2 separate regions of the Mus musculus genome follow, and region 2 is linked to region 1. A link is a loop called in an ENCODE intact Hi-C map of the cell type or tissue named here. Cell type or tissue: heart. All regions are shown on one strand. Links, peaks and the distances in the headings refer to the core of each region. The heading gives the core; the rest is flanking DNA.

Region 1 (11,141 bases), core at 2,107-10,106:
CCCGGGTTGTTGGTCAATCAAACCCTCCACCTATTTGCTCACCTCACACGAGGCGCTGGGAGCCGGCTCTCTATTATTCGCTACTTAAGTCATTTATCTATTTTTGAACTCCGGTGAATTCGGATTCTTATTCAGCTTCAGTTTTCCAGCTGATTACGAGAATCTTCTTGCATCTCAGTATTCTCCCTCAACATTTTATTACGCACAAAGCTAGCACATTAATAATCATGTCAAAGGCACAGATAACAGTGTTCAGTGGGGTTACAGGTTGCCAACCTTAAGTAGCTGTATACATGTATTGGGGCTGCACTAATCCGAAAAAACAACGGAGGCTGCTGAGAGACAGCTTTTTCTTGGTGGGACCAGGAAGCTGTAAGTTCGGGGAGGGGTTGGGGGCGACTGGTTCAGGGACGAGAGCAGCCTGAGCTAAACCAAGCAGCCCTGCATAAAAGGAGCATGCATGTGCATGCATCTCCCAGCTCTGTCCAATGAGAACGGAGAAGCAACACCCCAGAAGAACCACATCCATCCTAGCTCCACAGGTTAGATTCTAAATCCCGTTCTCCACAGCACTTTAGTTAAATGGCTCTCTAGAACTGGATCAAGGGAAACTTGAAGCATCTTGCGGCAAGAAGAAAGGGGAGTACTTAGATTTAGCTTAAGAAGTAGAGCTTGTCAAAAGAACTCATCCGCCAACTTAGAATGCACCCCCAGCCCCAGCCCCAGCCCCAGCCCCAGCCCCAGCCCCAGCCCCAGCCCCAGCCCCAGCCCCAGCCCCAGCCCCAGCCCCAGCCCCAGCCCCAGCCCCAGCCCCGGGCCAGAGCTGTGTAAGAGTAAGCAAAGAAAACGAAGTAAAGTCCTACCGTTTTGTAAGCCCAAGGTGTAACATGAATATGCATGTGTGTGTAGCAACAGAATAAATGATTGAATGTTTAAATGAGTGGTCAAGAAAAGACTGGGTGGGGATGGGGACTCTTCAATGAAAAACCCTCCTTTTATTTATATAGTTGACCTCCACCCAACACACAGAGCAAGACTTTGCCACCCTCATTCCCTGAGGTCAGTGGACCTACTGCCTTTCTCCCTAAGAACAAAGAGTTTTGGGGGGGGGGGGACTCCCGGTACACCCTCCCTCAGCCAGTAATCAAGGCAAACATTATCAGCAGTAAATCTCAGGTGGGCTGTGCCTTTGAGGCAAGGTGACACACCCATTGGCTGTAGTCTATTCACTAGAGAGAAGGTAAGAGAAACAAAACGAAATAAAACCGAGGAACATTTACAAAAGACATCCTGGAATTGCCAAGGTCATTAGAAACAAGGGCACACAGGGAAGCTGTCACAGAGCAGGGGGGGGGGGGGAGGATTCACGGGATGTGACAAAATCTAGAGGATTTTTGCAACCATTTCTGTTTATCTCGGATTATTCCCTGAAAAATTATTAAGAGATAAGAAAGAGTGTGAATGACTGAAATGTTCGCTGGGATAAGAAAGAAATTCCTGTGACATTGTCCCGACAGCTTGGCAGTTGGTATCAACGCAATAGTAGGCAGGGTCTCAGGTAACCTAGTCTAGCCTCAAACTTGCTAAGTGGCCAAGATGACCTTGAGACTCTGATCTGCCTGCTCCATCTGCCAGGTGTGTCCCACCACACCCAGTTTGTGCAGTGCTGGGGGCTGGGGGTTGAGCCAGGGCTTTGGGCATGCTAGACAGCCATCCTTCCAGCCTTCATTCAGCCATTTTTCTGAAGACCTTCATTCTCGTGGGTCAGATGGCCCAGTCTGGCCTGGGACTGTGTTCTGAAGCCTTCTCTTCAGCACCCATGTCTTTGCTACTGTGGAACATTTTATATTTTCTTCTACTTACCCAGACCATGTCTAGCCATTGACTTCCTATTATTTTTGGAGGAAATCCACTACTGCGAAATCCACAACTTTGTACAGCTAAATATATCTATAGCCAAGGTCCACACAATGTCTGCTTTGTAATGTTATCTTTTCCTGTGTCCCAATCACCAGGTGAATCCCTATGTCCCAGTTGCTGAAACTAAAGACTACTGGGTTATTTTTGAATTTCCTCCCTCTCTACAATATCCAGCCAGGCTCTGACCTGCGGGGGCCATTGCTTCCTGTTGTCAGTTTCTATTTCCCCTCCACACAGTGGGTGACTCCAATCCCCAGAGCTTCTGCAGACCCCACCCCCCCACCCCCGCCTTTCTTCCCACCCTACGCCCACAGAATTTCCCCTAGCACGGTAATGGTTTCCTGGAAGCCTCCAACTTGCTGAATTCCCTTCAAGCATAACCCAGACTTCTCAGTGAAGTTGGGATCTACCTAGCAGGGTGTTCTGCTTGATAGACAAATGGAAGTTTACCTAACTCTGCCAGCCCACTCTCCAGATCTGCCCTGTCACCTGAGGTTAGCTACTGCCCCTCAGGTTGCTTCTTGCTAGACGGCCTTTCCGACTTCTTTCTCCTCCTCTTGGATACCAACACTTGGCACATGGCACATGACACATGCCATCAAGGGGCCTTCGAACCAACTTCCACTGAGGACACCACATAACTCCCGCTGTTTTGGCAAATGCTTAGAGTTTGTGATGTTTTGAAGAATAAGTTTCTTCTGTTTTTGGATTCTGGTTTTCTGCACTTTTTTAGACTATAGGCTTTGTGGTTTGGATTCTGCGTCTTTATTTTTACATTTTATTTACGTGTAGCTTGGCAAAGTGGTGTTTGGGGATAATGCATATCAAATGAAAAACACGTTCCTTTTCGATTGGTGAGGGCAGCCTTCACAAGAATGTTGGTGGTGCCTGGTGAGCGTTTGTTGGATATTGCTTTTTCTTTACGATTAGTTTACTTATCTATTTTAACATATGTGAGTGTTTTGCCTGTATGTGTATATGTGCATCATGTCTATGCTTGGTGCCCACAGAATCCCGAAAAGAGCATCAGATCTCCGAGAACTGGAGTTACAAGTTTTGAGGACCAAACCTGGCTTCATAGGTAGTTATTGTAAATATTGGTACTTTAAGGTGTCCCTGGGGCCCATCTTTGGCTTGGCAGGAATTCTGAGGCTCCTGCTCAGTGCTTCATTAACAGGTACGACTCACGGGTGAAGGTGTGTTCTCCCAGTCAATCTGAACTGCAGGATACCCTGCCCCCGCCCCCGCCCCCACCTCAGCTTTGCTGGGGAAATAGAAAATATAATATACTCACTGTCCTCTTGATCTGTGAGCTTCTATAATGCTGTCAGAAAAGCTTTGACATTTCCAGAGCAGCTCTGCAAACCCCACCCACACTTCAAAGGGCTGCTCTTCTCTCCGGGCTGAGGCACTGGCCACGGGCAGGCATTCCTTACCCGTCTTTCTTTCTCTCTGTATGCGATCTATGCGTGTGGTGCTGGTGGAGAGTATGTGCACACCTGTGTGCGCATGCATGCAGAGGTCAAAGCGGAACAACAGACGTCTCCCCTTAACATTCTCTGTCTTCTTCTTGCCTTGAGCCAGGGTCTCTCACTGTGCCTGCAGCATCCATTTCTGCTCTGCTGGCTGGCTTAGTGAGTTCCAGGCCCCACCTGTCTCTGCTCTGCATGCTGGCTAGCCTCTGATGTCTTTTTCTGACTTCTGTGGACCAGGTATACATATGGAGCACACAGGTTACAAGCATGCCTGGCTTTTTACATGGATCCTGAAGGTCGCGTTGACTTCAAGACCTGGTGCTTGCACAGCTTCTATCCACTGGGCCCTCTATCACTTACCCTTTCTTTCTTGATGATCAGCTTGTCACTGCCCTTCCCAAACTCTGCTTATTCTTGTTGTCCCTAAACACACACACACACACACACACACACACACATAAACACACGCAGCCTCTTTGGAAACAGAGTATTGTTTTGTAGTCTAGGTGACTTCATGATTTGGATCCTCCTTCATCAGTCTGATGTGTTTGGGGATTGCAGGTATATACCCACGCTCCTGACTTCAATTTCGCTTCAATATACAAAGGCCCTATTCAGATTGCGGTACCATCTCTGACTCCAATATCACCATTGAACATATTCCCTCCTAACAATTTCTGTTTCCTTCTGAGTATTCTAATGGTCATTCCATGGTGTTTGACATTGACACAAAAAGGAGCAGTCACTATAGCTTCATAAAGAGGAGCTGAAGGATGTCCTGCCTATGTGTACCCGTGAGAGTGTGTAACTGTGTGAGTTACACACTGCATGAGGGTTTATCTGTGTGAGTACATATGTGTAGGTGATCTGGGCTGGTTTGTGTACTTATGCATGTGTGTGCATGCTCGTGTTTTTGCACGTTTCCATGCTTGCCTGTGAAGGTATGTGTATTTGTGGTTATGTGTGTGTGGTGTGTGGCTTATGTGTTTGTGTGTATTGTAGGGGTATGTGATATGTACAGCTATGTGTGTGTATGTATGTGTGTATAGTTTGTGTAGTTATGTGTGTGATCAATGTAGATATGTGTGGTATATAGTTAAGTCTATTTGTGTATGGTATTCATAGTTATGTGCATTTGGCATATGCATGTGTGTGGTTAGGTTTGTGTAGTTATATAGGTATATAGTATATATAGTTTTGTGTGTATATGGTGTGTGTGTGTGTGTGTGTGTAAGTGTGTGTGGAGGCATGTTTGTGTTATAGCATGGAGGTCCAAGGACAACCTTAAGGTGTTGGTCCTTTCCCTTCCTCCTTTCTTGAGATGGATTCCTTGCTGTTCACTCTGTCTGCCACGCTGCTGGCCCCAAAGCTTCCAGGAATCCCTCTGTCTCCACTTCTCATCTGGCTGTATAGGTGTGTACTACCTGGCCAACTTGTGGGGATTTGAACCCGGGTCTTCATGCTTACACAGCAAGCCATCTCCAGGCCCAGTGTTCAGCTGTGACGAACCCTTGGATGCCATGACTTATTGGCTCTGGATTGATCTGGTGCAATCCTAGTCATGCATCTCTGTCACTGGCTCAAGATAAAGCACTCAATTCATCTCTCTGGCTTGGCAAACGTCATCCATAATAGATGCTATGCTGATTCAGTCCGGTGACTGATCTCCATGGCACCGTCATGCAGGTCTCTATCGGCCGCCACGATCTGGATCTGGTTTCTCTGCATTTAATTGGTGACCCCATCCTGCTAGCTGATTTGGCAGCTAGGGGCTCTTCCGGTTGGAGTCACCAACACTTTAGCTCTCCATCTGAATGAAGGTGCAGCCAATAGCTTCAAGGACAGGGGTTGGGTGGGGCTGGGCGGGGCGGTGGGGCTAACTGTGGGGCCCTGCCTAGGCACTGGCCTGCACTGTTGGCCCTGCTGACCTGCTGGGGAAGTGTACTCCAAGCAGCCATGGTGTTGTGGAGAAACTGTGGATGTGAGTCCATCAGCCAGGATCGACTCACTTCCTCCAGACATTTATAGCCACACGGATAAGAAAGGCTTCATGTCCAGCCAAAATGCACCAGAGGCTTGAAGGGGTAGCTGATTCCTGCTACTGAGACACAGCTCTGAAGAATGTGAACTAGATCTTCCCTACACAAGTGTACCCCAGCGCTATCCCACCTCACCCCTGCATCACTGAGGTGTGTGGCCACAAGGCAGAACATCTTCAGGCCTGTGAGGTTTTCAGAATCTTAAGTCTGCATACTCTGCTCCAAAGCTTAGAGCTTTGTCCCCTGCTCCTACCAAGGGTAGGCTGTGCGAGTCCTCATGTCCTTTAGGGAAATGAAACTTGGCCTCTCAAAAATCAAAGAAGGAAATGAATGTGGCCGGCTACATTCCTTCCTTTGCAGCCTCAAGCATAGCAGGGCCACTCTCCCGGGCGCTATTTGGATCCTTCCCGTGTTGTTGCTGACAGGGAGATGACAGCTCTGTCTAGCATGTCTTTCCACAAGCCACAGCAATGTCTCGGACCACAGAGAAGCAGTACTAAGAGGGAGCAAAGGTCTGCCCTTCTTCATGCCCGCAGCCTGAACAGCACCAGATAAAGAAAGCACCATTGCTCTGGGGAGATAGTTCATTGGCAAAATACTTGCTGCGCATATTGACGCCCAGAATCCACATAAAAGCTGCACTGGGAAGATGGAGGCAGAAGGATCACTGGCCAGTCAGTCTCATCAAATCAGAGAGCTCTAGGTTCAGTGAGGTACCCAGTCTCAAAAACTAAGAAAGAATGGGGAGACTGTGCCAACTTCTGGCTTCATATGTGTGGGCATACATGTGCACACCCCCTCTTGTATATATTATACACACGAACACATACAATTTTTTTTAAGCAGAATTTTCTTTGTATGTGTAAGTGTTTGTGGTGTATGGGGATTCGAACTCAGCTCTTATGATTGTAGACCATGACCTCTCACCCACTCACCGAGCCATCGCCCTACTTTCCCCTCAGCCCCGGCATTTCCCTTTTGACTTTCTGAGGGCAAAACATCTTCAAGACACTTCCTCAGAAGTGCATCCCCAGACGCACAGTGCCGACAGGGAGCAATCCCAGGTAGCAGCATCCGGTTTTGCTTTGTTTTTTTCTTTATATGTTGGTCCTGTCTGTGGGAGGATGACTACTTCCTGTAATGGTTAATTACGGTGCTAATTACAGCATCTGTACTGTAACCAGAAAAGTAAGCTCTGTTCCCCTGGGTTTCTTGCCCCACCCAGGGCCTGAAGGGAAATGTCTCCCTCAGATCTTTCTGGTTAGGGACAGAGCAAGTTTTTACCCGGGGGGTGGGGGGTGGGGGGGGGGGGGAAGCACCCTCTGTTCCTATGTGGAGTTGCTGGTACCTCACACCCTAGCGTTCTTCAGGTCACTGTGAGAGGTGCGCACACTGCCGACGCTCACTGCCGACGCTCACTGCCTCACACAGTCCAAGGTGCAGTTTGGAGCGGCGGTGTGCAGGTGTGGATAAGCTTCTCACCGTTGGGTGCCCTGTGGATTCTGGGTCATCGCTGGCACGGAGTTCTCTGATTTTTGCATATTTCTGACTGCGGGATGGAGATTATACCCTTAGCTGGTCCTGAACCTTCTTCCTCCCCATCTGCAGAGCCCAAGGGCGTCCTGAGAAAAGCGGAGGCTGGAATTCAGCCGGGAGGATGTTCAGGGAGGGTCAGGAATGCCCGCTGGCTTATCAGAGTTTTTTCTTAGGTTTTTTTTTTTTTTTTTTTTTTTTTTTTTTTTTTTTTTTTAAGTTCTGCAAAACTGTTTGGCGTGTGACTGCACTTGGCCTCCACTCTAAAGATGATGGAAGAAAGCAAAGGGAAGCCAGGCATGGTACACACCTGTGGTTGCAGCACGGAGATTTCTGAGGAAGGTGGATGGCTGGTTCAGGGTCAGCTGAGGCTACAGTCATGAGTTTGAGGCCATCCTGGGCTGTATAATAACACCCAGTTTAAAAAAAAAAAAAAAAAAAAAAGACAAACTAAACAAAACAAAACCTGATGACAGGCCACAGATGTTGAAATTCAGTTGCTCATAGCGGGGTGTTTCTTGCTTTCCGGGGCTGGGCCGCACAGCAGTGAGTCTCGAAGAATTGATTCCATGGCACTTATGATTTGATTTGCCAAAACTCTTCCCACAGAGGTATTTTTCAGGAACGCTAAGTGCAAGATGCCCGTGGAGCCAGAAGCTTGGTTTCTGCTGGACCCCCTTGTGGATCAGGTGGCCATAGACAATAGCTGGAGGCACTCCAGGTGTGCTTGAAAGGGCTGGAGGGGCCCAAATGCAGGAGCCTGCTGGCACGGAGGCTTGATGGCGGTGTGTGTGTGTGTGTGTGTGTGTGTGTGACTTGCACACCACAGTGTCTGACGCATGTAGGTACTCCACACACGGGCATCATTACTAATGTTCAGTGGGGCCTGGGAAAGGCACCTGGAAAACAAATTCTCTTCATTGACCCTGCTAATGAAGGAGACTCTCCTTGACCACTCAGACCTGAGACTCCATCCTTGCTAAGCACCTGGTAAAACTGAGACCATGAGGGTTGCGACCCCCAAAGGGGTCACACACATACCAGCTAGCCTGTGTATCAGATATTTACATTACACTTTCTAAGAGCAGCAAAGTTACAGCTATGAAGTAGCAAAACAAAGTAGGTTGGGGGCTGGGTCTCCACCACACGAGGAACTGTAGTAACGGGTCACAGCATTAGGAAGGCTGAGGACCTCTAACCTTAGTAGCTGGCACAGGAAATAGTCCCAACTGAAAACACCTTTGCTTGTCTTAGTAGCTCAACCCACCAGTCTGATGGGGCCCCAACAAGGGGACAGACGGACCCATATAGGGGTTTTGCAGGGAGTGGATATGGGTAGAGGTGGGGGAGGGGAAGAGCCCTGGCCCCCAGATGAGTTGATGGGGGGAGGCAGAGTGAAGAAGTACAGCATATCAAAGGGATCTTAAACCACCTGGAACTTACCTGTCATATTTCTCTTTAAACGATAATATACACATTCAAATAATATGCACAACATCTTCTTATTCAACCTCTGATATGAGAACATGTGCCCTCCACCCCTTGAAGGGACACCCTTGACGTCCTCTTCCTAGCCAGGGACCTTCTCTAAGCCTCTGGGACTACCCCAGAGAGAAACAGGAGGGCGAGGCTGGGGTGGAGAAAACCAATTCCAAGCAATGTACTTCCTGATGGGATCCAGCTCCACACAGCCTGTCTGTCAGTTTGAATTTCGTGTATCAAAAGCATGTCAACAGTGACTTCAGCCACTTCAGCACTGTTCTCATTTTGTTTCAGGGGCTACAGTGTACACTGCGTAGCATGCCCAGCAGCACCCCTCCCCCAGACCTTCCAGATACCAGAAGGAGCCTGCCTTGTGGTGATACCCTGAAACATCTGTTTGTATTGTTAGTGCCTACTGGGGCAGGAGACTGCTTCTGTGGAGACAGTTTTTATGGGGTCAGTCCAGAGAGAGGGTGGGAGCTTGAAAGAAGGGTCCCAGTCTTGGATTTTGCCTTCACTCCTGTGTATGATGTTTGTCGGTGTGTACTTCTGACATTTATAATACAAAGAACCCAGGCATGACAGCTATTCCTTAGGCAGGTGACAAGGGTGGGCAGGCATGCAAACCTGCAGCTAGGATGTGGTAGAGAGCACAAGATAAGACGAGAAGGATGTGTGGACCAACCAATTGCTGGTCTAGAGTGTGAAGATTGCTGCTGACTGCTCCGTTGGAAGAGGGCTGATAGACAATCTGATCTGGAGGCTGGACAGCCTTGGGGACAGCAGCCCTTGGGTGATATGAGGTGGAGGAAGAACATTCCAAGGAACAATGTAAGGGGGCTGGAGGCAGAAGCACAATGGGCCTGTGTCGAAAAGTGCCAACTGTTTCATTCAGCCATCCTGGGCGGGAGGTCTTATGGAGAACAATGCACTGCCATTGATCCAAAGCAAGGGGACTGTGGGCCTCAGCGGCAGGATTCCTGCATAAGGACCAGCAAGAACTGGAAGCATTTGTCCTTCAGCTCACAAGTGTCGCTCCGTGTGACTTTAGGATGGCTGTTTCATGCTTCTCTCGGGCCTTATCTCCAGAATGTCCTTCTTCTGCACCAGAACATTCAGGGAGCCTTAAAAAAATCACAGTCCTATCAGCTCTGACATCAAACACTCACACGAAACTGGTTCTCTGCACTAATGGTGGAGTGATTTTTGCTCTGTTAACCCATTTTTTTGTTATTATAATGAAATTCCTGAGTCTATGTACTTTATAAAGAAACAAGGTTTATTTAGGTTCAAAGTATGAAGCCCAAGGCTCAGGGGCTGCCTTGGTGACAGCCTTGCTGCAAGAGACCTCAGGTGATGCAGAGCCATCAAGTAGCAAGTGAAAGAGGGCACAGACCTGCCTGGTGTCTGTCTTCCTACAAAGACCTGGTATCTATAAGGACCCTACTATCAAACTGTGCTGGGTTTTCCGTTTGCTTTTCCTGGTTTTATGTTTGGTTTTACTCTTTGTTTGTGTTTGTGTTTGTTTTGTCATCTTGACACATGCTGGGGTCAAAATACCTCTAACAGATTGTACTGTAGGCAAGTCTATGATGCAGGTTTGTGTGTGTGTGTGTGTGTGTGTGTGTGTGAGAGAGAGAGAGAGAGAGAGAGAGAGAGAGAGAGAGAGAGGGAGGGGGAGAGAGAGAGAGAGAGAGATGTGGAAGGGACTACCCCCTTATGGGTGGTGCCATTCACAAGCAGATGGTCTTGGATAGGATAAAACAGGAATCTGAGAGAGCCATGGACAGCAAACCACAAGCCGTACTCCGCCATGACCTGTTTCAAGTCTTACCTCAAGGTTCCTGCTTTGATTTCTCTTCATGTTGGGCTGTAAGGTGAAATCAATCCTTACCTCCCCAAGTTGCTCTTGGTCACAGTGTGTATTGAACCAACAGACACCTAATTAAAACACCAGTCATGGGGGCTGCACCCTAAAGTCCCCATCTACCCCCAATTGCCTCCTAAAGGCCCACCGCTGAACACCAGGCCTGAAGTTTCCACCCATCTAACAGGTCCAGTAAGGATTAAATGCCCACACTTGAGTCCCTGAGGACACACTCAATCCATATCCAACCATGGCATTTGCTAAGCCCTTTCTGGAATATCCTATGGGAGAACTTGGGCGGGATAACAGTATCTCTTTCGCTATATGTGTCATGGAACATGGCGGTGGATACTAACTCATTCAGAACCGCTGTGCTTGGGCAAGGCATTTGCTACCCAGCTACTCCAGAGCACGGATTCAGAATCCTTGTCAACCTCCCTTCTACCTCCTGCATCATGCTAATGAGCAAAACAACTACATACCTGGTTCACAAGAGGATGTGACTCTTCAAATGAGTGTAGGTGACTGCTTGGAAGGCAAATCTGGTTCTTTGATAGCACGCTACAGTGAGCTAGGATATTCTTATTTTCAAACTCTATTATTCAGCACACCCCTGTGGTATTAATCTCCTGAGGCTACTTACATATAAAATTGCCACAACCCCATGACTTACAACCACAAAGTTCACTTGTTCCGAAGGTCAGAGTTATAAAATAAGCCCTAAAATCATGGTGTCCGCAGTCCTTGCCTTCTGAAGGTTCTGGGGAGACCCCATTTCCTTGACTTTTCCAGCGTTCAGAGGGGACCCCCACTCTTGGATTGTGG
Region 2 (11,141 bases), core at 1,165-9,164, 82 kb after region 1:
CAAACTCAGTGGGTCAAACACCAAAGCAAATGGGCAGGTGTGTGTAAGAGATATTGATGGGGAGAATGCCCAGGAGTGGGAGGGAGATAGAAGGTGAAAGTAGCCAGCATGCAAAGTGAACATACATAAAATTGTAAATAAAAATACAGTAAAAATAAAGATACCTGCAAAAAGAGGTCTCTTCGGATGTACTGAAGTGGGAACCAGAGCTGTGAACCCATGCTGAACTGGAGACAAGCTGGGCCCCAAAGACTCTTATCACATGGGAGTGGGCCCCGTGAGAGTGGAGACTGAGACAAGAGCCCCGTGTCTGCCAGCTCGGGATGCCCACTGTGCCTTGCACACATGGGGAGTGGACATGCACACCCACAGGACAGATGCCGTCATGTTGAACCTTTGCTCTCCAGATATGTAAGCTGCATTTCTGACCCTCGAATCAACTGAGCCGTGATCTGTACAGAGACAGCGTCAGCTTCTCCCTGAGCTGGTGGCCACTCACTTCCCTTCTCTGTAACTGCCATGGCCTCAGAGCACAGACATGCTGTTTTCTCCTGCATGTACCCATCATCCTTTGCAATTTCAATGCCCCCCCCTCCTCCGGCCCCTTCATGTCCTGTTCTTCCCTGAGTACTTTATTTTAAACTGTATCTCGGCTACTCTGGATTCTCACATCTTTACTTTTCATTCATGGAATTTATCCCCACCTGGTAGACTGTCTAGTTTGTGGCTGCCTTTGTTTAGCCTGACTCCTCCTCCACTAGTCTCTCTGCAGAAGCAGCTAAGTGCTGGGCTGTGCGCTCTGCTCTGTCTCCAGCACCCAGGACTGCATCGCTCCTGTGTTTGTTGAACACAAAGACACCGACTTAAGAGCTGGAATTCAGTAGCTAATAAAGCAGACATTCAGAATCAGTGGGGGAGGATTGACTGATATGTGTTTTTGAGATACAGCATATTAGAGACAAATTTATTTTAGATATATAGCCTTCCTGTCTGCTAAATGAAGACTATTCAAATTTGTTTAAGAATTTACCAAAAATTCAGAGAGTGTGCAACACCACAAAGCCAGGCTCTTAAGACCAGAGGCAGGGGGGCAAGTTTCACAGTTAACAATGATTGGTTCTGCTGTTCACAACAACAACAACAACAATAACAACAACAACAACAACATCAACACAAACCCAAGACCTTTGTGGGGTCAGAGCAGCTGGCTGCAGGCTCTGCCCTACATCCCAGGTTCTCACTGACCTGCCAACACACACAAACCATCAGTGAGTCCAGCTTCCTGCTTGGTGCCTGGGCCTGCTCTTGACCTAGAGGACCAGGCTGGTAGCCTCAATGCGTTGGAGAGGCCACTGCTCATCAACAACCTCCGAGCGTGGACTGGGTCACCTGCCTGCCTGGTAGCCTTTCCCAAACCCTATGGGCTACACTGGGCCACAAACAGACTTCCTGGAGCTGACTCTGCCCTTGTGGATTGGTGGCCCTTTCTGTTCCTTGCTCGCTCTCCCTTCCTGTTCTCCTCATACCTTGGAAATAGTGACATCTACATAGCATTGAGGCTGCATCCAGGGAAGACCTGGACATCCGGATGTTGCCAGGGACACAGCCTCGGGGTCCTGGGTCCTCAGAGGATGATGGGTTTACACCCAGGTGATGTCATTAACTGCTCAGTGTCACAAGCTCTTTAGTTTGTGCTGTAGAAACCTAGGTTTCACCGATGGGAATGGGAAAGCCTGAGAAAGCCTGTGGTTTGTATAATGACGTAGCTGACTGGAAGAGTGTATTAAGGAAACTGGAGCCCCAGGCAGTGTGAAAGGCCAGGTGCATCTCTGCTCTGACTGGCCCTGCTTCACAGGTACCCAGTGGATAGGTGGGCCCTGCATTGGTCTCCAAGGTTCTGTGGCTTGCGGTGGGTGGGTGGCTTGTGGTGGGTGGGTGGGCCCAGGCTGAGAAGAGGTGCCACCTCTCATTCACACTGTCTGCAAGACCTTTGGTTCGCCTTGCCTTGGGTAGTGAGTGACCTTGAGCAGAGGGCGCTCTGCATTCCCTAGAGCCCACGGGGCCCCGCTCTGAGCCAAGGAACCCAGACTATGTGCTGACATTGGTGATCCTTCACAACTGCTTTGTCCTTCAAGACCAAGTGTGGGGTAACAATGAGCCAGCTTGTCCGTTGCGGGGTGGGATTTAGAGCCCTTGCTTCAGCGGCTGTGCCATAAGTGACAGGCAGGCTCAGGCTCCTCCTCAGCCCCGTGGGCTCCTTGGCTCTGGTTTCGCTGTAGGTTTTTCCATTGGAAAGACCGGCAGGAATGCCTTAGCTCAGAGAGCGATGACCTAACGGCGGAGTTTCTGGCTTAGGGAGGCACCTGGCGAAGGGGGATGGTTTTGTGTTGCTTAACCTCTCTGCTCATGTTACTCTGACCTGTGAACATGCATCATGCTTCTAAATGGAGAGTGAGTGTGGTCAGGCCCCGCCTGGGGCACAGACAGCTTTAACTCTGAGATGGCTTGCTATCATTCTACTGAGCAGGGCAACCAGACTGGAAAAGTTCCCAGGCCTCTGTTTCCTGTCCTGCAAAAGAGGTGGCAATCAGAAAGCTAGGGTGTCCTGTAGGGAGTTTCAGCCGAGTGGATAGACACCACACATCTCTACTGATAAATTTATAGCCATATACTGTTAAATAATGGGGTGCGGTACTGACAACGGTGAGAGGCTTCGTCTAGGCAGTCAGTGGGCAAAGGTCTCTATTACATTACTTTCTGTTCTTCAGTGGCTCTGACGCCTATTCTGTGTCTTGGTGGAACTGTCATTTTCTTGGGGGAAGTGTCGGTGGCCTTAGGGACAGTTGTAAGAATGGTGTCAGTGGTCAGAGCGGCATGTTGCCCAAGGGCTCTGCTGTGGATGCTCCCGATGGTGGAGACGGAGTCTGATGACTGAGTGTATTGAATGCACTTCTAGCTGGTTACTCCACCTTCCCTTCCTCTCTGCCTCAGAACTGCTGCCACCCTTTCCCCAGGGGAACAAAAAAAGCTGTCAGTGTAAACATATGCTTCTTGACTTTGAGTTGCATGGGAGAGCAAGCCCAAAGGCTGGTTGCAGGAATGGAGCTGGCCATCTAGTTCAGCTGGGCAAATGACCCTCTCACTAGCACTAGTCCGAGTTTTTTTTTATTAGACTTAGATTTCTCTTGGATACTAGGGCCGTAGGGCTTGGCGGGATGAAGTGATGGCTGTCCCGCTACCCCATCCTGATAGGCACAGGAAGGATGTGCAGGGGAGAGGTTGCTTCTCAGAATAATGCACTTCTACTATAATACAGCACGAGTGTGAAAATACTCAAAATAGTTGAGGACTGGCAGGAAGATTTCTTTTGACAAAGTGCATGCAAACAAAACAAAACAAAATCCTAACACTGGCCCCTAAATACCCCCCAAATGCAAATACAACCTCACATGCAATGCTGAAAAGACACTGAATAAATACAATGTAAGGCTAGAATGGAGTGATGCCGCCGGCTGGGAGCCCGAGTCCTGCGCACAACAGTGGATGCCAATGCCTTCTTTGATTCTTAGTGACAGCTGAATGGAACACAAAGAGGGATGTTTTTCTCGTGGGGCACATGATCCCTCTCCACATACCCATGAGACACTCGGCAACCTCTCTGCCTGGCACCCAAGTCTCTTTCTTGTTGTTATCTCTGCCTTCGGCCGAGCAGAAATGCTGGTACCAGTTGCCATTCTGTGGTGTATGGAGGTGGCTGTGTCTGGGAGGGGGGTTGGGCTATGGAACCATCTCTGGCTTTATTGGAAAGTCTGTGGGGTCCCCAGGGGACAGATGACAAACTACACCAGTACTCAGAGCTTCTGCCTGGCAGGAGTCTGTCCTTTCAAAGGAGCTTGCTTACAACACAACACAAAACAGAATAGAGCAGTTCACTGGGAAAGAGGCAGCCAAGAATTTTTTTTGATCTGGATGGGGCCAAGGAAGGGGAGGTAAATGTCCTTGGTTCACAGATGGGACAGGGCAGTGGCAAGTCTTCTCAGATGGGCTGTGGTGAAGTTATAGCAGTTTGTGGGCCACTGTCACAGATGGCCTGCTATGGGGTGGGGCATCTAATTGGAAAGACTGTAGCTTTGACCGGAGGCAGCTCGCAGATGGCTTTTCACTGTACTTTAAGCTGGCCTTCCAGCTGCTAGAGGAGCTCATGGGGTCTTGGTCAGCTCCCTGTGTTCTGGCCCCACTCTGTGTCAAGTCCTGTGCTTCGCTGTGTGTTCATGTCAGAACAGCCATGACAAGAATGGCTTACTTAGCACGTTAAATTTTAAAGAATACATGTCCATGTGGCATAAGAGACAAACTACATTGTACTTCTTGACATTTAGCTAAATCTAGACACAAATAGTCAACAAAAGGCAGAAATGAAGGACTCTGGGAAAAAGCAGAGCAGATTTGAGCTGTAACACCGAGTAGGGAGTCTTTAGGAGAATGTTTTCCAGAGGCAAATGCCCGGTGCTCTAGATTCTAGAGCCTAGTGTGTGTCTCATGAAAGGAAGGGGAGCACCCTCCTCAGCCCAGGCAGCACCCATTTATACCCATGCATCCTTAATGCACATGTGCAGTGCCCTACTGATGCACATGCAGAGTGCACTACAGATGCACATACCCAGTGTACTACAGATGCATGTGTGCAGTGCACTACTGATGTACATATCCAGTGCACTACTAATGCACATGCGCAGTGCACTATTGACCTTATCTAGCCCTCTGGAATGAGCAGTGCTCACTAGATTGTAAAGTTAATCTTCTAGAAAGAAAGTGGTTTCCTGGCTTGGAGCATGTTAACTCAGACCTGGAGCCATTTCCCCATCATCATCCTACAATTTTAATTTGGGCCCCTGGCCATTATCAAACAAACCATCGTTAAAAGGCTCATTGTATCTGGTTCACAGATGTGGACAACTTTGTCCTTTGCTGTGTAGAATTTTGTAGAGCAGTTGTGGCATCCCAGGTGACAGGCCTCAGTTGGAGTCCTGAGGGGTCAGACTCATGGGGTAAAGAGGTGGAGCTCTTTGTTGCTGTAGGATGTGGGTGTATGCAGGAGGCAAAGAGGAAGATGGTCTCATTTCCTTTGGTGCAGGAACTGAGGTGGAGAAGACAATGCTCTGGGGCTAGGTCAAAGGCTGCCTTCAACACTTTTTCCTTGGAAAGCCCAAGGGCCCCAGCACAGCTGCTGGCTAGGAGCTCAGCAGAGCAGAGAACGAGCAGGGGTAGTGTGTGTGTGTGTGTGTGTGTGTGTGTGTGTGTGTGTGTTTGTGCGTGCGATCACATGCATGCATGTATGTGTGCATGTGTGTGTTTGGGATGAAGGGTTTGGAAGCTAAGATCAACTGAGACATCAAGGAGAAGACAGGTAAGGAACAGAAGAGAAACCGGGGGCTGCTTTTCCAGGAAGTTTGATCCCTGCCTTTTCTCAACTAGGAACCACCAATGCCCACCTTTGTATGCGGTGGCCTTGGTGGGTCAGCTGGTTCCTAGCAAATAAAGCCATGCTCAATAAGGGTCCTTTATAGCGACATCAAAAGCACCTCAAGTCATATAACTACTAAATTATATTTTGCTTCAAGCAGTAATTATAATTCAGACAGAAATGCACATTTTGAAAAGATGATGGTTTATAGACCTGACGGTTATTAACAGAAATAGTTTATGGAGCTTATTTGTGTTAAAAACATGCCTCCAAAGTTGACATTCAGAGATAAAATCTAGAGAATTTAACGTTCTCTGGAGAAATGACATCCCCGTTTATTTAGTTCAAGTATAAATGATGAAATGCATGAAATCAATACTGTTTGTTGGAAAATATAATCTGGGAAACAGAAATGGACGTTTAAAGCATCAGGGGTAGAGGAGAGCAGAGAGAAAGGATGAAGCCCTCTTATCCCCACCTCACTTTGACACGGGGACAGTTACTTCCTAGATGGTCACTCAGAGTTGAGTAGCAATTTATTTCCCTCTTTAAAGCCCCAGCAGTTTTTATTGCTATGTGATTTCTCAGTGGCTGAAATATGTTGTTTGCCAACATTAAAACCTTATACTCGATCACCATTATTGTCTAAAAAGCATTACATTCTAGCATTACGTACTTTTATTCTCCTAAAAGATTACATCAAAATGAAGACTTAGTTTGGCCACTGGATGGGCTGGTACCTTTGAGGGTACTGCCGTATTGGGAAATTAAGTAATACTTCACAGTTGGTGATATGTCATGCTACCACAGTTGGCCCTCTCCCGCTTGGGGGTTATGCTCAGCCTCACTGGCCCTTGCTGGGATCTGGTGGGGTCTGGTGGGAGAAGATACAGTCAGAGCCTGGTGTTCTCTGAAGCACACACTTACATGGCAGGGCTTCTCCCAGGACAGGGGGCTCTGACAACCAGGAACAGCGTGCATCTCCAGTGTCCAGAGCATGTCCGTCCTAAGGCCCACACTTTCGGGCTGGGTGGTCCTAGCACCACAGAAAGTGCTGATGATTTGTGGTAGGGCCTAGATTACAATTCATAGAAAAATATCACAGACTCACTCTGCACAGACCAAATGCAGTGGGAAGAATGGAAGATTCCATTTAGGAAAGGCATTTCTCCTTAGAGGACGATCTACTGAGGAAGTCATAATTGGACGGTGCTTAGTGCACAGCCTTTCCTTGTTCCATGCCCTGGGTTGGAGCAAACCTCCAGATTAGACACTTGGGATTTGTTTGAAGGCACACGTGGTGCTGAAGTCATCTTTGTGAATCACTGGTAAGCACAGATGCCAGGAGTTCAAACTGGAGACCCTGAGTGACACTGTTGAGCGCTGGCGAGCTTCTGCGGCAAGGCTTGGTCATCACAGCCTGCATCACATCCTTTTAGGACCGCTGTGATCACTAGCCAATTCATCCACTGTGGGGCAGCGCCTATGGCTTTCCTTCTGATCACCAGGACTTGCGGTTTAGGTGCCTAGATTAATTTATTTTTTTATTTTTTTGATATAGGGTTTTACCATATAGCCATGGCTAGCCTAAAACTCACAGGAATCCACCTTACTCTGCCTAGGATTAGAGGTGTGTGCCATTGCATTTCAGCAAGGTTAAATGTTAGCGCAACGCAACAATAAAACAAAACAGAAAAACAAACATCTCCCCACAACAAACAACAACAACAAAGCAAAACAAAACAAAAAACCTGGGTGACCACTAAGTATGGGAAACCGAGTTCTGTCCCCAGGACCCACATAAAAGCTGGTGGTACACCTGCAGTGTCAGCACTAGGGAGACAGGCAGGATGCTCTCTGGAACCCACTGGCTACACAGGTGGGTAAGAGACTGTTTCCGGAAATAAGGTGGAGAGCTACCGAGAAAGACAACACTATTGGTTTCTGGTCACACATCACACATATACATGTGCGCACATGCAGCTCCCATGTGAACATACACGTACCCCTAAAATCAGTGATCAGCCGTGTACCCCCTAAAACAGTTAATCAAGTCAGGATTTCAGAGTTTAGCTCAAGGTTCCTTGGCCTTTAAGCAACTTTAGTTACTTGTGGGATGGACAAGAAAGGATTGGGGGTAGAGCTTGGAGGGCATCATGGTAGGGGTCATATGGGGCCAGAGACTCAGCTATGAAGAGGTGGCAGTGTACTACCCTCTCATCCTGCTGTGACTACATGTGCACATGGGGGCTCAAGTCCATGTGCTGTCTTGGAAATGAAAATGCTAAGTTCTGAACAGACACAGAAAGAGGCGTGTGTGTCACAGCACCTACACAGGGAAACTCTAAAGACTGGGGTTGGGGGTGGTGCAGGCATATCCCAGGGTGTCTGCACAGGACAGAGACAGAACTACAGGAACAGCTCAGGTGTGGCACTTCTTTGTGGCTGGAGTGACTCCAAGCCAGGTGTTTGTCACTTTCTCCCCTGTCGTAGTCTATCCTCACAACATCCAGGAAGGGATTGCTGAGGGACAGACAGACCCTGTAGTGATAGGGATGTTTGTTTAAGACAGAACTTACAGCTTCAGAACTTGAGTGGAATCAGGAATACAATACATGACCATGGTTCCTAGACGGTGGTTCCTGGGCCACGGTTACAGGGAGAGGCCAGACAAAGACAGGACTATGCCTGGTCTCACGGCTTAATGCATTTATTTAAATATATCTGGACTGTTTAAAAGACAACAGTGATAGAGATACAAACCCAGATCTACTTAATCACAATGCAGTGTTTCTTTTGGTAGAGCAAAAGGCACTTGCGCTCAGATGGAAAGAGTCACAAAACAAGGCCCATTTCATCTGCAGCATGTGATACATGAGGCAGACCCGTTTATTGTTGGTTCAGGTCCAGGCACACTCATTTGGACACAATTTTCTCCGTAGTATTTTGAGACATCATCATCTTTTCAAATAAAAGCAAAAGATTTTCTTTCTCCCCCTGCAGCCTGGAAACCGTCCTTGCTACAAGTGACACAACGCAATAACCCGGTAAGTACCATAAAGGTGCTCTGGTTTACACATATTTAATTTTTCCATGGTTACTTTATTAGCTGAGTCCATGGAGACTGAAACATATTGGATGAGCAACTCCAATTTCCCCTGTTTGTGAATGTTTGCTAAGTTCTGGGAAAACCTGCCCTGGTCTGATCACCCTTCTGTGTGTGCGGCACACATGCTGCCTCTCAGACTCTTTGGCCCTTTATTAGAAAAGACATCTCATATGACTGAGGAGAGATAATTGAGCCCTATAAATCAAGGGGAGAGTGCTACAGTGATTACAGCCTAGCAGGAGGCAAGTGTGGCACTTGCATGTGAAACTCACCAAAGAATGTGCAGAAACAGACAGAGCCAGCGCTGCCCCGTAAGTGATGTGCCTGTGTGCTGCACTCTGCACGAAGTAGTATTAATTGATAGAATCATGGGCTGAGATGTCTGCTGGCCATTAGCTTTGGGTACAACTCAACAGATGGTTATCATTTACCTAAATATGCTCTAAGGACGGGATTTCCACTCAAGCCGGCAGGTCCTGTATGGCAGGAGGAAAGATGTCTGTGTGAATTTACCTAAATCAACTTCCTGGTTTTTAATCTCACTTTTCTTTTGTTGTTGTTGTTATTGTTGCGTGGGTGGAAACAGCTGTAGATAAGGTGAATGGTAGGGTATTGTGTTTATTGAGCTCAGCTTTGACTATCATCATTACTAAGAAAGGAAGAGAAAGGAAGAGATAAAAGAAGGGTGGGTGGGGGAAGGAAGAGGACAGAGGGACACAGGCATGCAGGCGTGTTTTCCTCTCGGACAAGCCCACTTGGCGGTGACACCATTGGCTGTGAGGCAGAGCACACCCTCATCCATCCCTTCACTTCTCCCACCATGTGTGTTTGCACTGAACGGACGGTGGGAGGCCTGCAGGGGTTGCACTGGCTTGAGACCCAGATGCTTCTGTTCAGCTGACCACACGCGTCCGTCCTTTGAACTCCTGATGTGGTGGACCTCACCTCACCTTTCTCTCAGTCAACAATACAAAGTGACACACCCTCCTTGGCTCCAGCCACACCCACCTTGGCTCCAGCCACACTCCCCAGATCTAACTTCAAGGCTGCATCTCTTCTCAGACCTGGCCTCTCTGGTGACCCTGGCTCTACCCCTAGGTTCCTCCTTCAACCCTGACTAAAAAAGAGAAGAGTTCCTGAGCTGAGCCTGTGTGGAGCCAAGTGACTTGGTCACCTGTGGTGCTGGCCACATCATTACCATGAAGGACAGGATAAATGATTATAAGTTAATAGTCTCCCAAACCCCTATTCGTCTGCTGTGGAGTTGGAATAATTTGCTTTGAATTTTAACCTGTCATCCTTTCTAGTTTTCTTAATGTGTAAATCTATAAAGTCTTGAGGAAAAAGGTGATTTTTTAAAAATACATTAAGTAAACAGTTGGTTATTTTACTGATTTTAGGCCAGGGACAGTACATCGTAAAGGCATTAACTCTGAGCTACACTGTCACTTTCACCTGTTTTCTATGACTTAATGAAATTCACATGGTGTATAAAATCTTCTTTTTCTCTAAACTACATGCCTAAAAGCACCAAGCATCAGTTTTCTCTAAAATTTGTGGTAAGAATTGAAGTGAGATGGGACAATGTAGGCATCAAGTCGACTCAAGTAGACATCAAGTTGACTCAAGTTGCCTTTTGAAGGGATTTAAAAACGGCAAGAGAAACCCAATGCCTCTCTTTTCCTTTTTGAAGAAAAATTCTCTAAGATGGCAGGAGGAATCTCTCTGGAACACGAACACATCTGAGACACAGACCCTGGCAGGCTCTGGAGGGAACCTGCCTTCCTGTCCTTTCACCAAGGGCAAGAACTTTTACTCTCATCCCTCGCCAGATACATCCGCTTAGAGCCAGGACTTGAGACTGGGGCTCTGGCTGGCCATCTCCCTCCCACAAGTGCTACCCATGACTCTCTGTTTGGGGCCAGATTGGATGAAAGAGTTCTAGCTTTAGTAGCTTTTACACCTTCAGAAACTGTAGCCCCCACATGACTAGAGTTGACAACAGAGGATGTCCTACGGGAGGCTGGGGTGCCAGGCAAGCTCCTAATGTGTAAGCAAGGTACAGAAGGACCAGGGACACTGACAGTGAGACAGCTCCAGCATTTCTGACCCCACGCTGTAGTAGTAGACCCTAAACTTCAACACCTGAAGCTACACTCAATAGTGTAGGTTTCAAGGATGCCTTCAGGAGGATGGACATGGTGAGTTTGTGCTTGCAAAGAAACAAACTGTTCCCTTTTTTTTGTCTTTTCATTTTTTTCTTCTTAAAAATCCTTTCCCCACTCTGCAGCTTTCTCATTCTATGGGTTCCATTCTTAATGGCACTTCCTGACTCAGCTATCCCTTACATCTTCCTCCACCTCCTCCATGACACCACTCTTCAGTTTCACTCTCTGGTGACTAAGCAAGATCAGAGCTTCTGAGGAAAATTCTGAACTTCACTAAGCTGCTGGCTGCCCATGGTCTTGCAAGCACATCTTGCTTGTAACCTGGAAGTAAGTTTGTGCATGTGTGTGTGTGTATCTGTGTGTGTCTGGTCATGATGACAAAGATAAAGGCTATAAAAGA

What was found. A loop is a pair of places that touch in the nucleus more often than their neighbours do. Peaks named below come from ENCODE experiments on the same cell type or tissue, not always from the same donor. Only the 100,000 strongest peaks of a DNase experiment are listed, where the experiment ranks them.
Region 2: a loop joins it to region 1, with 1.8 times the contacts of the local background. A loop is called at or near these places in 2 of 42 quality-filtered maps.

Annotation. Positions count from the first base shown.
Region 1 is chr17:10,365,148-10,376,288 of GRCm38, forward strand. Gm39565 (a long non-coding RNA gene) reads left to right here and starts at 6,417. Exons shown (of 3, transcript XR_876405.1): 1 at 6,417-6,498; 2 at 7,577-7,688; 3 at 8,744-9,632. In heart, for the core only: no CTCF peak of the experiment used is centred there; DNase peaks (open chromatin) are centred at 2,124, 5,384, 5,794, 7,054 and 1 weaker place; H3K27ac peaks cover 6,842 bases.
Region 2 is chr17:10,447,833-10,458,973 of GRCm38, forward strand. The region is part of intron 4 of Pacrg (PARK2 co-regulated); the gene reads right to left. A230009B12Rik (RIKEN cDNA A230009B12 gene) reads left to right here and starts at 8,384. Exons shown (of 2, transcript NR_077237.1): 1 at 8,384-8,511. In heart, for the core only: no CTCF peak of the experiment used is centred there; DNase peaks (open chromatin) are centred at 2,289, 4,029 and 5,129; H3K27ac peaks cover 4,336 bases.